2 separate regions of the Mus musculus genome follow, and region 2 is linked to region 1. A link is a loop called in an ENCODE intact Hi-C map of the cell type or tissue named here. Cell type or tissue: heart. All regions are shown on one strand. Links, peaks and the distances in the headings refer to the core of each region. The heading gives the core; the rest is flanking DNA.

What was found. Peaks named below come from ENCODE experiments on the same cell type or tissue, not always from the same donor. Only the 100,000 strongest peaks of a DNase experiment are listed, where the experiment ranks them.
Region 2: it touches region 1 in a loop (4-fold over the local background); 39 of 42 quality-filtered maps call a loop at or near these places.

Annotation. Positions count from the first base shown.
Region 1 is chr11:75,909,325-75,917,704 of GRCm38, forward strand. Rph3al (rabphilin 3A-like (without C2 domains)) reads right to left here and starts at 1,735. Exons shown (of 8, transcript NM_029548.4): 1 at 1,626-1,735. The coding sequence starts at 1,702. In heart, for the core only: CTCF peaks have their summits at 2,859 (motif pointing left), 4,096 (motif pointing right) and 4,825 (motif pointing right); DNase peaks (open chromatin) are centred at 3,817, 4,097 and 4,827.
Region 2 is chr11:75,779,925-75,784,924 of GRCm38, forward strand. It overlaps Doc2b (double C2, beta), which reads right to left. Exons shown (of 9, transcript NM_007873.3): 3 at 1,697-1,771; 4 at 331-440; 5 at 115-241. Among named protein-coding and RNA genes, the nearest start is that of Gm12339, 13 kb to the right of the region's middle. In heart, for the core only: a CTCF peak has its summit at 2,207 (motif pointing right); a DNase peak (open chromatin) is centred at 2,217; H3K27ac peaks cover 41 bases; H3K27me3 peaks cover 1,822 bases.

The DNA of each region.
Region 1 (8,380 bases), core at 1,391-6,390:
CCCTTCACACTCTGCACTTAAACCATACCAGCCTTTTGTTAGGATTCTCTGTATGCTATGTTCCTTCTACCCCAGGGCCTTTGCACATGCTGTTTTGTATGCTTAGAACTTTCTCCATATTTCCATGTAACATTTACCTCTCTGAGTCAAGAGAAGAATCATAGAAGAATCATGTAAAAGAAGGTCTTGGTCCCTGACCCAGTTAATACCCCACCCCTACCTACTGCCAATCATCATCAACAACAGAATTCACATCTTTAAGTATCCATACAACTTTGACCTCTCCCCATCTCTGCTTTAATATGAAAGACCAATTGAGTTTAGGTATGTGGAGAGACACCTGGGTGCTTGGAAGGAAGAATGTGGGTTGGAAAACTCTCTGTGTTTCCTAGGGGGTCTACTGGACTCGATGTCTAGCTCTGCAACGGGCATCTGTCTCTCAGACACACACCTGGGAGGAGACACACTGGCTCTTCTGAGAGGCTAGGACAGCTTCAGCAGCTGGTGAATGAGAGACAAAGTTGGGAATGAAGGGGATGCTGGAAGGTCAAGGGACAGCTGGGCTCTTGGACGAGGTCCAAGAGCTGAGGTCTCCCAGCAATGTGCACCCTGCCAGAGAGGGCACCTAATTGGCCTGGCATCAGAGATGGTGAGTGGGACCAATCTCATCCCTAGTCATTCTCTCTGCAGGGGTGAGGTGGGGGGGGGGCTGAGGCACCCAGATGGAGGAGAGCAAGGATGCTCACACATCACATGCGACGCCATTCTTCCTGAGCGTTTCAGATGGATTTTTCTATCCACCTTTGATGTCTCAGCTCTGACTCCCACAGGCTTCTAACGTCTAATTGCGAATTTCTTAAGCTTGGTCCCAGTTGGGAAATGCTGGCTTCTGATGCCAACACAGTCTGATAGCTGCAGGGATGTTCTTGTCCTATCAGAGCCAGGGATGGCACCCACCAGAGATCTGGAACAGACTAGAGGGCATGAGGGGCATCTGAGAGGCTCAGCCACAGGGACACTGTGTGTGTGTGTGTGTGTGTGTGTGTGTGTGTGTGTGTCGGGGGGGGGGGCAGGCCAGGCCCAACCAAAATTGAAGGGTCACTAGTCTGAGGGGTAATAGGAAAATGAAGACCTCCAAAAAGACACAAGGGAATCACAGAAGGACACAGACCCCACTAAGGACGTAGGAAAGATGCTGTAGCCAGCGGTGGTCTCTACTGAAGTGAGCTGTTCATTCAGGGAACAGGCATGTGCTCTGTATTGCCCCTCTATGCCAGGCTCAGGGACAAGAGCAGGCCCAATGGGGAAGTCTTGCTCCCTGTGGGCTGTTGTGAAAGAGCACAGGTGTGGGAGTCAGCTGGACTTGGATGTAGGTTCCAGCCCAGCCACTGACAAGGGACACGGGCAAGGAGTGAAGGCCTCATTTTCCTTATCTGAGAAATGGGAACATGTTAGTTCGTGGTGAGTAATACATAAGCATGGGCCGAGAGTGGTGTGCATTTGACATCCGCCTCTCTCCAAACTCCTCCCTGGGGAGCAAAACTTGCAAAAGACTGGGAAGAGGGGAAGAGGGCAGCAGGTGGAGAGGGAGGGAAGGGCCACTCCTGCAGGCCACAGATGCTTACTTGGCTCTCAGAGCAAGCTGCCGATCGTTGGGGCAAACCCACTGATCATTTCCACTGCTGAAGATGGTGTCAGCCATGACGGGGAGCACAGCCCAGGGCAGGAGTCACATCTGAGGCAGGAGGACAAGGGAAGCACATGTTAGTGACTGGGGTGTTGACGGGAATCCCGATCCCTGCTGACCATTGATGCTACACTCTTTTTTTTAAGGTTTTTCGAGACAGGGTTTCTCTGTGTAGCCCTGGCTGTAGTAGACCAGGCTGTCCTTGAACTCAGAAATCCTCCTGCCTCTGCCTCCCAAGTGCTGGGATTAAAGGCATGCACCACCACTGCCTGGCGATGCTACACTCTTAACTCCTCCAGCAAAAGCCTTACTCAGAGCTCCTTTTCCAAAGGCTCGGGATCTTGGGACAGGTGGCTAGGTGCATCACATCGCTAAGTGACCAGAGTAGACAATGACATCAGAGGGTGAGAATCAGAAGGGAGAGAAGGCACCATCTCAGCAACTTTCAACTCAGCTGGCAAGCCCTGCAGAGCATCAGCTTCTGCCCTTTCCCACACAGCCCCACTGCCCTGAGAACATCCCAAAGAGAGACACAGGCAAGCTCATGAGTCCCCTCAACCTCCCCAACCTTCATTGGACCAGAGTGGAAGCTTACAGGCCTGTGCTCTGCTCCGTAAGAGACCCCAGGGTGTTCTCCAGAGGGCAAGGCATGGGGTGGCAGCCAGTACCTCCACTAGGCACTTTAAAAAGTCATCGTCCACAAGGGATATCTTGCAAACCCTGCAGGAAGGAACCTTCTTTAGAACCTGATGGCTCAACGTAAGTAGTGCAGCTTAGCTGGCTTTCTGTGTGTTACTGAGCCAAGGGCTAACTCAGGCTGCCTATTACAAAGGCGCTGCTTGTGCCTCCTAAATGGAGTGCATGTGTGCGTGTGTGTGTGTGTGTGAGTGTGTGCATGCGTGTGTGAGTGTGTGCATGTGTTGAGAAGAAAAAGAGACTTGGGTCAGTATGCATAAGGATAGCCTTTGATTTCATCCAATCCAGTCCAGTGGATTGAAAATTCAGAGCCTCTTTATATTCTACAAAAGAATATTGATGGAGAAAGCTGGTGATGTGGTTCAGTGATTAAAAGCATTGGCTGCTCTTCCAGAGGACCCAGGTTTGATTCCCAGCACCCACAAGGTGGTTTACAGACACCTGTAATTCCAGTCCCAGGGGTTCTGGTGCCCTCTTCTGGTCTCCATAGGGACTGCATAAATGCACATAGATCCACATAAGCAAAACACACATATACATGAAATTAAAAAAAAAAAACATTGAGGCTGGAAATTTGTTTGCTATTCTCTCAAAATGTTAACCACATACTTGCCATATGGCTCGGAAACTCAGTTGTCCTAAGTACCAACCACAAGAGGACTAAAACATACGTCCTCATAGACATGGGTACAAATATTCTTAAGTCACTGTTATTCCCAATAGCCCAAATGTTACACTAAGAGAAGAAGCCAAGCTTGTACAGAAGATCACGTATGATCTGGTGCTGCCTATAGAGATGTCCAGAATGGCAAAGCCACAGAGGTAGACTAATGGCCATTAATAGGCACAGGACGACAGTGACAGCTAATGGCTTTAGGGTTTCTTTATGAACTGATGGAAATATTCTGGAATTAGATAGGGGTGATGCTAACAATATGTGGGTTCCAGCTCATTAGATGTTATTAAAAAATCTTTTTGGGTTGGCAGATGGCTTGGCAGGTAAAGTGCTTCCTCTGCAAGCCTACAATCCAAGTTCATTTCCAAGAAATTTCCAAGGTGGATGAAGAGACCCAACTCCCAAGTTGTCCTCTGACCACATATGTGCCATACATAGGATCACCATCTTACACATACGGTGAGAAAGACAATTGGGAGCATTCCAAAATATATGAGTTATAGCTATTGATATTTTGCTGAGAAATCTAAAAACCCCCATTACAGATACTAGGCCTATTAGGTATTCACATAATTTATATTTTTTATGAGAAAAACACGTGTTTTCAAAACAAAGACAATGTGAGGCCCGGGATTGTTTTTATGATTTTGCAATTTGCTTTGGGAGTTAACTGAAGACAGCTGGGCGTTCTTGTCTGACTTTTCTTTCGACCTTTGGAGATGCTGTTCCAGTGAATACATGGAAGGGGTCCAGGCTCTCACGGATGTGGAGGATGGATGGAAGGCGGAGGAGTATTCTAATAGCTTGCCCAGATAATGGTGTGTGTTTTTCTGCACCAAAACTCAACAGATGGCACTATCTTAAAAACTAGTTCCAGCACAGCTTCTGAAGCCACATCTGAGTACTTTCCAGTTTCCATGTGTGTGAAAGAGGCCAAGAGGCTTAGACTGTGGAAAACAGTTTTGATTTTGGAGATCTCTGAGGGTCTCAGGGATCCCTGAGTCATGCTTAAGAAACTCTTCCGGACCAATGTGGCCCATGTCCATGATGACCACCAGGGGGCAGTGTGTGGGCCGGAGCTAACTGGCCATGCTGTCCAAGCCCAGACCCCACTGTCATCTCACAGGTCCATCCAGGGAGCTGAGCTTCCCAGCTGAACTTGACATTCCCACCATGGTCCACACGTTGGTAAAGAACCCCCAACCAGCCAGGCGCAGAGGCTCTGTTGGCAAGCCAGGAACCTCTGTACCTTCTCCCAAAGGATGCTAATATAGTCGTAAAAACCAGGCAGATGCAAAACCGACTGGCTCAAGGATGAAGACATGGCTTATTGCATCAAGGTGCCGATGGCCATGCCTGACGGCCAGAGTTTGATTCCCAGGATCACGTGATGAGAGGAGAGAACCAACCCCTTCAGGTTATCCTCTGACCTTGACACATGTGCCCCAGCATGTGCTGCTGCCCCAAATAAGCCAATCAAATACAAAATTAAGAGAGCCATATCCATTAAAAACGTAAACTTGTGCCCAGCCTCTGGTGCACTGTGGGCTTGTTTTCGTTTCAGTTTCTGCTAGCTTGTGAACAGTGTGGTCACACTGCTACCAGAGTGTGAAATGCGTTACTCTGCTCCAAGTAAATATTTGAAACATGCAACTCATACACTCTTTTTCCTTTCTAACGTTCTGGGAGTGTCAAGAAATGGAAGGCCTGTATGATCCAAGTAGACAGGTTGTACACAGGCCCTGTGTACAATTCTGCCCCTGACCTGCAGGTGGTGCTGTGCCCAGATCAATGTGTCCAGGGTGGCAAGCCCTGAGCCTGACACCCCAGTTCCTCTATGGCTGGATACAGAAGGGAGGTAGCCTCTGTGCTCTGCTGTCCACTCTACAGAAGCAGAATAGTAATTGGGGTGACCCTGGAAGACAAGGAACAAGCCAGGGCACGTTGGAGCTATGCACTTATCTTCTGTAGCAGCTTCCAAACTGAAGGCTGTGAGAGGCTGAGGTGGGAGGAGAAGCAGGGGAAAGGGGGGAAGGGCCTTAGCATTGAAGCCTTACCTCCATGATGGCAGAGAATGAAAGGGAGCCAGGAGAAGGTGAAGATGCTCCTCAGAGCTTCAAGCCAGCCCACCCCCAAAACATCTCTAAGAACGAATGCACTGCCTCCCTCCATGTCACTTCCTAGAGCCACAGTTTTAGGCCACAAGCCAGGGAACCCTTAGACTGGCGTCCTCTGACCCATTGCATGTCTACACAGTCTGGGCTATTCTGTTCTGTCCTTCCTTGTAGACTCACGACTCTTTCCATTAGAAGATGGGTCAAGAGGCTACAAAGGACCACATCGCTGCCTGTGCTAGTGTGCCAGTGCTCAGGTAGCACAGCTTCCCCGCATCCTGTCACCTTCCACCTAAGCAGAGGGCGGGCAGCCTTCATGGCAGTGAGGAAGGTTAGGGCCAAAGGCTCACAGAAGGAAAAAATAGAAAAACAAAACCCAAAACAACAAACAAAAACTAAAACCAAACAAACAAAAGAACAAACCCCCTAAAACCCAAAACCAATGGTTGTTTGTGCAAATTTACTAAATGTCCAGGACAAGTCAGCAACCTCCCTGGGGCTCTGTTTCGCCACTTGTACCCGAGGGACAGACGCCCTGTATCTTATTCCCACTGCTGAGATGCATGGAAGGAGTTATGACAGGGCTGCTGGCAGGGCCTGGGTGGAAGGCTAAGGGTTTCTCCAGGCTACAGGATGAAGAGATGGGACCCACGGCAGGACAGACATCTATAGTCAAATAAAATACTAGGGGGGAGATCAGGAGAGATGGAGGACTGTCATTTCCAGGGCTTGGAATCATGGCACCGACTGGGCAGGGACATTTGGATGGTAAATCCACAGCTGAGTATCCACAGAGATGCTCAGAATGAAGGTCAGAGCCAAGAACACAGGGGTTGTGGCTCCCAACAGAAGCTGTGGCTGGCACCTCTGAAAGCACAGCTGTCCATCCTCTCCACACAGAGCAGCCTCAGGACAGATGGGGGACATCAAGGAGACCCATTTTAGGAACCTGCCACAGAGCCAGCTTGGGTTTGCCAAACCTCTTTGGGCTTAGCTGGCGGCCATCTCCCTGACTTGGCAGCTGGTTAGAGCCTCACCATGCCACTCATTTCCCACCTAAGTGTCCCTCAGTGAAATTGTATATACACCACCCAACATACCTGCCCTGGTCCCCATTGAGGGAGAGCTACAGCCCACACATCTTAAGAGTTAAAGACCAGTCTGAGCTACATTAGAAAGACCCTATCTCAAAAACACACACAGACATATACATACCACACCATAACACACACACACACACACACATACACACACACACACACACACACATGCAAGCAAGCATGGAATTGGGGCCTCCTAGCTTCCATCATCAGTACTGTGTGTGTTAAATGAGTGCCTTGCTTATTTGTTAATAATTTATGAGGGAACAAATGTTCATAGAAGACAAGGAAACATGAAGGTGAGCCCACCTATTCAGGAGGGGAACAGCAGTGAGTACACAGAAAGATGACTGTATGGGGCTCTGGTCACTTTCTCTATTAACCAGAGAGGTGGCACACAGGATCTCTAAGGTCATCTTAGCTATGACAGGCAAGAGGCTAGAGGCACGTTTCAGTGAGTGTCATGCGCATAGTAGCAGTCAGTGTATGTTAGATGAACCCAAGCCAAGAGTGCTGGGGTGGGGCATACCCCTCAACCCTGGAGATTAGCTCAGGGGTCCTTGCTGGACCTGACAGTGGTATTTCTATCCTGTCTCCCTCTACACTGTGGCTCCTGGGAAGGGGCCTGTGTTCTCTCCTCTCTATACCTTGTTGCCCAGGGCAGGGATTATCTGGTAAGCTGAGCTGTGTTTCATGGGACAGCTCTTCCCAAATAAAAGGCCTTTAACCAGAAAATCAGATGTGCCAAGAGCAGACAGGCCAGGCTCTAGCCAGGCTCGGTGACGGGTTGGTTCATAGGCAGTTTGTTCCTCAAGATCCCCCCATAGGTCATCTGTGTGGCAGTGAGTGCCTCTGTCTGACAGCTCAGCTGATTTCCCGGAGGGGTTGGAGCACCCAGGGGCCCTTTGTGGGGAAGCAGCTGCCTCCTGGTGTCTCTCATCCCGTGCTGGGAGAGACAAGTTGAGCAGAGGCTGCGTCTAGTAGACACACTGAGGGGCCCTTCAGGCTGTGGGGTGCTGAAGGCAGGCAGGGGCAGGAGAGGCTTATGCCAACTTCTTGAGAAGATTCCTAGAGGGCAGAAGGTTCATGAACCCCTGGCAATGCTGAGCAAATGCTTTGCTGCTGAGCTATTAGGTTCTCTCCAAAGTGAAAAAGCTGGCCCTCTCAGGTGCTCACTGCCCAAGTCCCCACGGAGAACCTCATGCCCTGGACTGCATGGGAAAAGCAAGTACCAGGGAGTTGGTTCTGTGGGTAAAGGTGTTTGCCTCTAGTTCTGACAACCTGAGTCTGATACCCAGGATTTACACAGTGGGTAAAGGTGTTTGCCTCTAGTTCTGACAACCTGAGTTTGATACCCAGGATTTACACAGTGCAGAGAACCAATTCCCAAAAGTTGTCCTCTGACCATCGCATGTGCATGCCACAACAGGCTCGCTCCCCTCAGAACACGCGAAAGTTAAAGCATCACCAACTCCATCGTCACCCCTGCCCCCAGGATGATGCTCGCATCTGAACGGAGTCAGGAGTTTCCCTAGAGACTTACACACGGGTGTTAACTGGGTCCTTACCGCCTTCCAGGCTTATTCGGGCTACTACTATCCTGTGCTTCCCAAAACCCCTTAGCGCTGTGACTTTATGATTGTACTGTATTGTAGACATAGTTCATCGCTGGGACTTCTGAGTTTTCTTACATACTCAACACAAAAAATGGCTATCCTTCGAGATCTCTCTTGGTACCCATTTCTGGTAACTTCCTTAGGAGAAATTCTCAAAAGAGATGTAGAGTGTGCATTTTTGGGAAACACATTTTGAGTCAGCTCTTCTACGGGAGTGTTCTCAGCCACTCAAAGCTGTGAGCTGTGGGCCTCTTGCCTGCTCTCTCTAAAGTGAGTCTAGAATTGTTCATCAGGAAAAAAATATCTGTTGGAGGCAGCTGGGTCCTGTCAGCCTAATGTCAATTTTGTGGTTTTTGAAAGGACTAGCTATAGATAATTCCAATCACTTATCACACTACCCCCTGCCCCAAAGTCCTCTCTGCAAAATCTTTGCATCTACTTTAAAGGTTTCTGTCGGTTTGACTCAGAGTTGGTAGGACCAGTGCTGGCTT
Region 2 (5,000 bases), core at 1-5,000, 130 kb before region 1:
GGAAGCAAGTTCCTTCCATCTCCCTGCAACTGTGCCTGAAACACAGTATTGTCACATAGTAGCTGCTCAGTAAACTCCTGCACGGCTGCGGTGCCAGAGCCTTCTTCCACTCACCGGCAGCTGCTTCTCCAGGCAGATGCTGAATGTCTTGGTGTGATTGGGCTTCAGCTTCTTCAGGGGCACCCGAGTCTCTCCAATGAACTCATTGTGGCGGAATTTGTCCTCATCACACACGGAGATCCTGGGGGCGATGGGCTTCCACAGTCAGTGGGAATTCACAAGCGGTAGGGCGTCCCCGGGTGGGGTGTAGGCACAGGGGCCCTCACCCACCTCAGGGTCTTTCGGACCATGTCCTCATCCGTGATTCCGTAATAAGTGAGGGTCTCGTTCCACGAGGGGTTCAGGGTGTTCCGAAGAGTTTTTGTTCTGAGCTTATTTGCCTGGAAAAAGACAGAGTGATCTTATTTTGATCCTGAATGAGTGTGGCCTCAAAGGTGGCAGGCCTGGTCCTTCCATTCACAGAGGTACTATCTGACACAGGGGAAGGGACCTGAGGGCAGAAGGTGAAACCGACACTGTTATTTAGCTGACTTAAAACCAGCAAGCTTATTGGAGGCATTCAAATAGCCCTGTGGTCACAAGGTCACTAGCAGTAAAAGTAGAGTCAGGAGAGACAGGGCCTGCTCAGCTGGGGAAGTGTGCAGCCTCTATTTGGACAGGAGAGGGAATGACTGTCCCCAGACTGGACACAGTCCTGCTGGCATCTCGACTTCTGGTCCAGTCAGTCAGTGCAACCTGCCTGGCTGATGACCAGCAGACCAGGGAGGCAGGCGATGGGCATGTTTAAATGGCCAAGCGGTGAGAACTTGTTGAGGTAACCACAGAAAATTAATGTGTGAAGCATCCTGCCCCCAGACTCTGGCAACAGTAACAGAACAGAGGTGGTGGCTATGGGGTGGTCCTGTAGGGAATGGGAGGTTGCTCTGTGACTCATTCCAACTGGAAAGTTGAAATGTCCAACTTAACAGGCATTAGCCTGACCCAAGACTGCAGCCCCGGCCCTCTTCCCCATAAGAGAGTTCCATATTAAGACTGGCAGTGTATCCAAAGCCAGTGGCACAACTGGACCACTTTCCTGGATCACCTTCGTTCCCCTCCCCTTTGCTCAGGGTCTTCACTCTGCCTGTAACCCATGCTTTCCTAGTGAACACCTTATGGGTGAAATATTGCCTCTACTGGGTCGCCCGGCAGGGGAGCAGGAACAGGGGTTCTGTGTCAAATAAACCAGGCTAATGCCTCCCACACAGTCCCCATTGTGAAGCCACAACACACTGAAGTCCATCAACACACTGAAGGTCTTGCAGGCAGGCGCTATGCACCCCTGCATCCCGGGCTGGCCTGAGCTTCACTATGTATGTAGGCCAGTCTGACCTTTAACACATGGGACTCTATCTATTGCCTCTGCTTCCTGAGTGCTATATGAAAGGCATGTGTTGTCACATCTGACCCCAAGGAGTTCTTTTCTTTTCTTTCTTTCTTTTTTTTTTTTTTTTTTGTAATATGAACTCCAGGCTAAAATGGCTTCGTGGGAAATGTAAGTGGGACATTCTCTGGGGCATATAGGTAATGGACTTGTGAGGTTCCAGGGAGACCATGAGTGCCAAGCCAGGGCCATGCCTGGGGTAGAAACCCTCACCTTGCTGGCTCCAGGCAGCAGGTGTAGTTTGACGTAGGGATCAGCCAGTCCATTGTGGTCCATCGGCTTCAGGCCCTGAGTAGAGACCAGAGAGGGTGTGAGTTGAGAGAGGGGAAACAAGAGGCCTGCTGAGCAGGGCCTCCTCTCTGACATTTCCAGTCTCCCTGAAGATAAGGCCTAACAGTGCTGGGGTGGCTTCCCTCTCCCACACTCTGGCCCCTGGGGCTTTTCATTTCTTACTTTCTTGACAAACTGAACCCAGAAGACACACCTCACTCTAAACTTGGGGAGGCCTGTCTCTCTCCCCACTTTCCAGACACCACTCCTTGTTGGGTCTTCCCTCTCTGACCCCAAGTCTCCATGATTGGCTGTACACTCATCCCTACATTCCTGTGGATGCTGGGAAGGCACTTCGGTCCGAGTCCGGGAGGTCAGCTGCCATTTCCTTCTGCATTTGCTGGTTGGTGTCCCTAGAAGTCACCGGCTGCCTGCCATGGAGTGTCCTTCCACAAGATGGCACCCCTTGATAACTTTGACTTCAGTTTCTTCCGCCAGCCCAGGAATGTACAGCTTAGGGTAGGGGACTCACAAGGGCTCAGCTAGCCTGGGAATTAAGTTTACTCCTTTCTGGTGCTGAAGGCCTATGGGGGTGGGGAATAGGGAGGCAGCAGAGGTGTGCGTGGACTATATTCCAGATGCACACGTCTGGAATGGCTCCATTCCTGGCCAGATGGCTGTGGTAGTTTGAATATGATTGGCCCAAAGAGTGACATTATATGGAGATGTGGCCTTGTTGGAGTGAGATGTGGCCTTGTTGGAGTGAGTGTGGCCTTGTTGGAGAAAGTGTGTCACTGTGGGTGTGGGCTTTAAGACCAGTCTTAATCTAGCTGCCTTCAGAACAAGAGGTGGAACTCTCAGTTCCTCCAGCCCCACATCTGCCTGGACGCTGCTATGCTCCCACCTTGATGATAATGGACTGAACCTCTGAACCTGTAAGCCAACTTCAATTAAATGTTGCCTTTTATAAGAGTTGCCTTGGTCATGGCGCCTGTTCACAGCTGTAAAACCCTAAGACTGTGCCCCAGATCTTTCTTCCAGGTCCAGCTCTATGGGCTTGAAGGAGCTCTCAGGTGGGGCACCCACCCATCATTTCTCTTCTGTGTGTCCCCAGGCCTCTGAACTTTCTAGTTAGACTCAATAGTCTCAGCTTTATCACAGGGGAAGCGTTAATCATTCCCACAGTCTGAGTGGAACAGAACAAGGAGGAATGCAGGTGTGGGCGAATGGGTGCGACTCCTCTCCCCTTTCCAGGCTCTCAGACAGTATCAGAGAAGTAGCTGGGTGAGGGTAGGGATTTAAGCTAGGCTCAGAGCTACTGAGGCTTGACCTGGAGGAAGTGTGTGTACCTTGATAATGGTGGCCATTCACACTCACTGCCAGATCCTACCCCCAGGGAGCTGCCCTGGGGGGGTGGGGGATCTGGGGGCCCAGCCTCAGTAGGGGACAAATGTGGGTTTCTGTTTTATTTCTACTTCTTGCACATTTGCTTATGTTTACAACATTTTCACGGGTTTCTCTTTGCCCTTGTAGATCTTTGAGGCAGGAGACTGGCCAGAGATAGTGCAAATACATACCAGTCCAACTTCTGAGGCCCTGGGGCATCCACAAGGGCTGGCTGGGACAGGGGCAGCTGTCATGCTAAGCTGGCAATGAGGTATGCTCTGCCCGTTGGCTCCCTAGTCTATGGTTGGTCCCTGATGTTACTTTCACACCCGTCTACCTAGCAGGTCCCTGGGCATCCCAGAGCACCACACACTGGTGTAGAAGAAGTAAGGGATGATGGGTTCAGCCAGAGGCTGGGTTCACACAATGACACTAGCTCAGGCAGCATCCCTGTCCCCTGAGTCTAGGGTCTGCCCTGCAGGGGCCTACGTGGATAGCCCCCAGGAGCTGACTGAATCCAGGAGAGGGGAAGGAGGCTGTGCTCGGCCACAGGTAGGAAAGGGGTTGTCTCAGGCAGATCCCATCAGCTTTTTGTGTTGCCAAGCGATAAAAGTAGGTGTCACTGTCCCAGAGATGGACAGGGAGATGCTATATGAGGCCATACTACTAGCATTGAGAGGACCTGGCTTACAGAGGATAGACTCCCCCCAGCCAAGTTCTTGTCATCCTTGCACTGCCCAGGGGCTACTGTTCACTAGGTATTAGGGACTGGGACTTTTTGGTTAGTCAAAGTTGGGGTTCCTAGTGCTCAGCCTAGAGAGACACCATAAGGTGAGATGGCCTGGTGCACAGGGACAGAAACTGCATGACTTTGTCCCTGCAAGGTCCCTGCAGACAATGGGGAGGGGCAGCTTGTGCCAGTAAGGAGTGGCAAGGGGAGATAGGCAGCTGTTCTGAGGGCAAGGCGTTTCAGCTTGGCAGGCTCAGAGGCTCGGGGATGGCCGGCAGCGATGGAATATAGCCACCCCAGCATTCGGCTGCTAAGTTTCCTGTGTGTGATATTTTATCACAGTTAAGAAGTAACCCTGGTCTCCCAGTGCTGTGGCTCTGTTGGGGTTCTCCTGGGCACTGCTTGGAATGGTGAGCCTTAAGTTTACCTGTGTGTTCCTTGGCAGTACCCTGCAAGACAGTGTTAGACAAAGTGCTGGGTGCCAAGTGTATTATTTCTACCTGGCTCACCAGCCACACCCGGTGTGAGGTGAGTCCTGTTACAGATAACCAACTGAGATACATCCTCTCCTGGGGGATGACGGTGACCAAGTGACCTGGTTAGTTTTATGTCAACCTGGTGCAAGGTGGGTTTCATTTGAGAAGAGAAAATGTCCCCCTAGGTTGGCTAAGAAGAAAGCAAGCCATGAGGAACAAGGCAGTAAGCAGCACTCCTCACTGGCCTCTACATCAGCTCCTGTCTCCAGGTACTTGCCCTGAGTTCCCTGGATGATGAAGATACAAGCTGGGAGATAAAAACAAGCCCTTTCCTTCTCAAGTTGCTTTTGGTCAGTGTTTTATCATAGCAACAGAAAATTAACTAAGACACCAAGTCAGAAGGCAGCCTAGGAAGTCCATATACCATGGATTCCCATGAGGCTCTGCGTGTGAACCCTGCCCCTCTTCAGTTTAAACTCTGTGGCTCCCCTCTGGGGCCTCAGTATTTCCCAGGCCTGTCCTCCTTTTTGTAGACACTTACAGAGAAGAACAGGGTCACCATGGTTCATAGGCCTCTGGTCCTCACCTCCATGTACACCAGTACCCAAGATGATCTGTGCACACAGGCACGGATACACATACACACACACACACA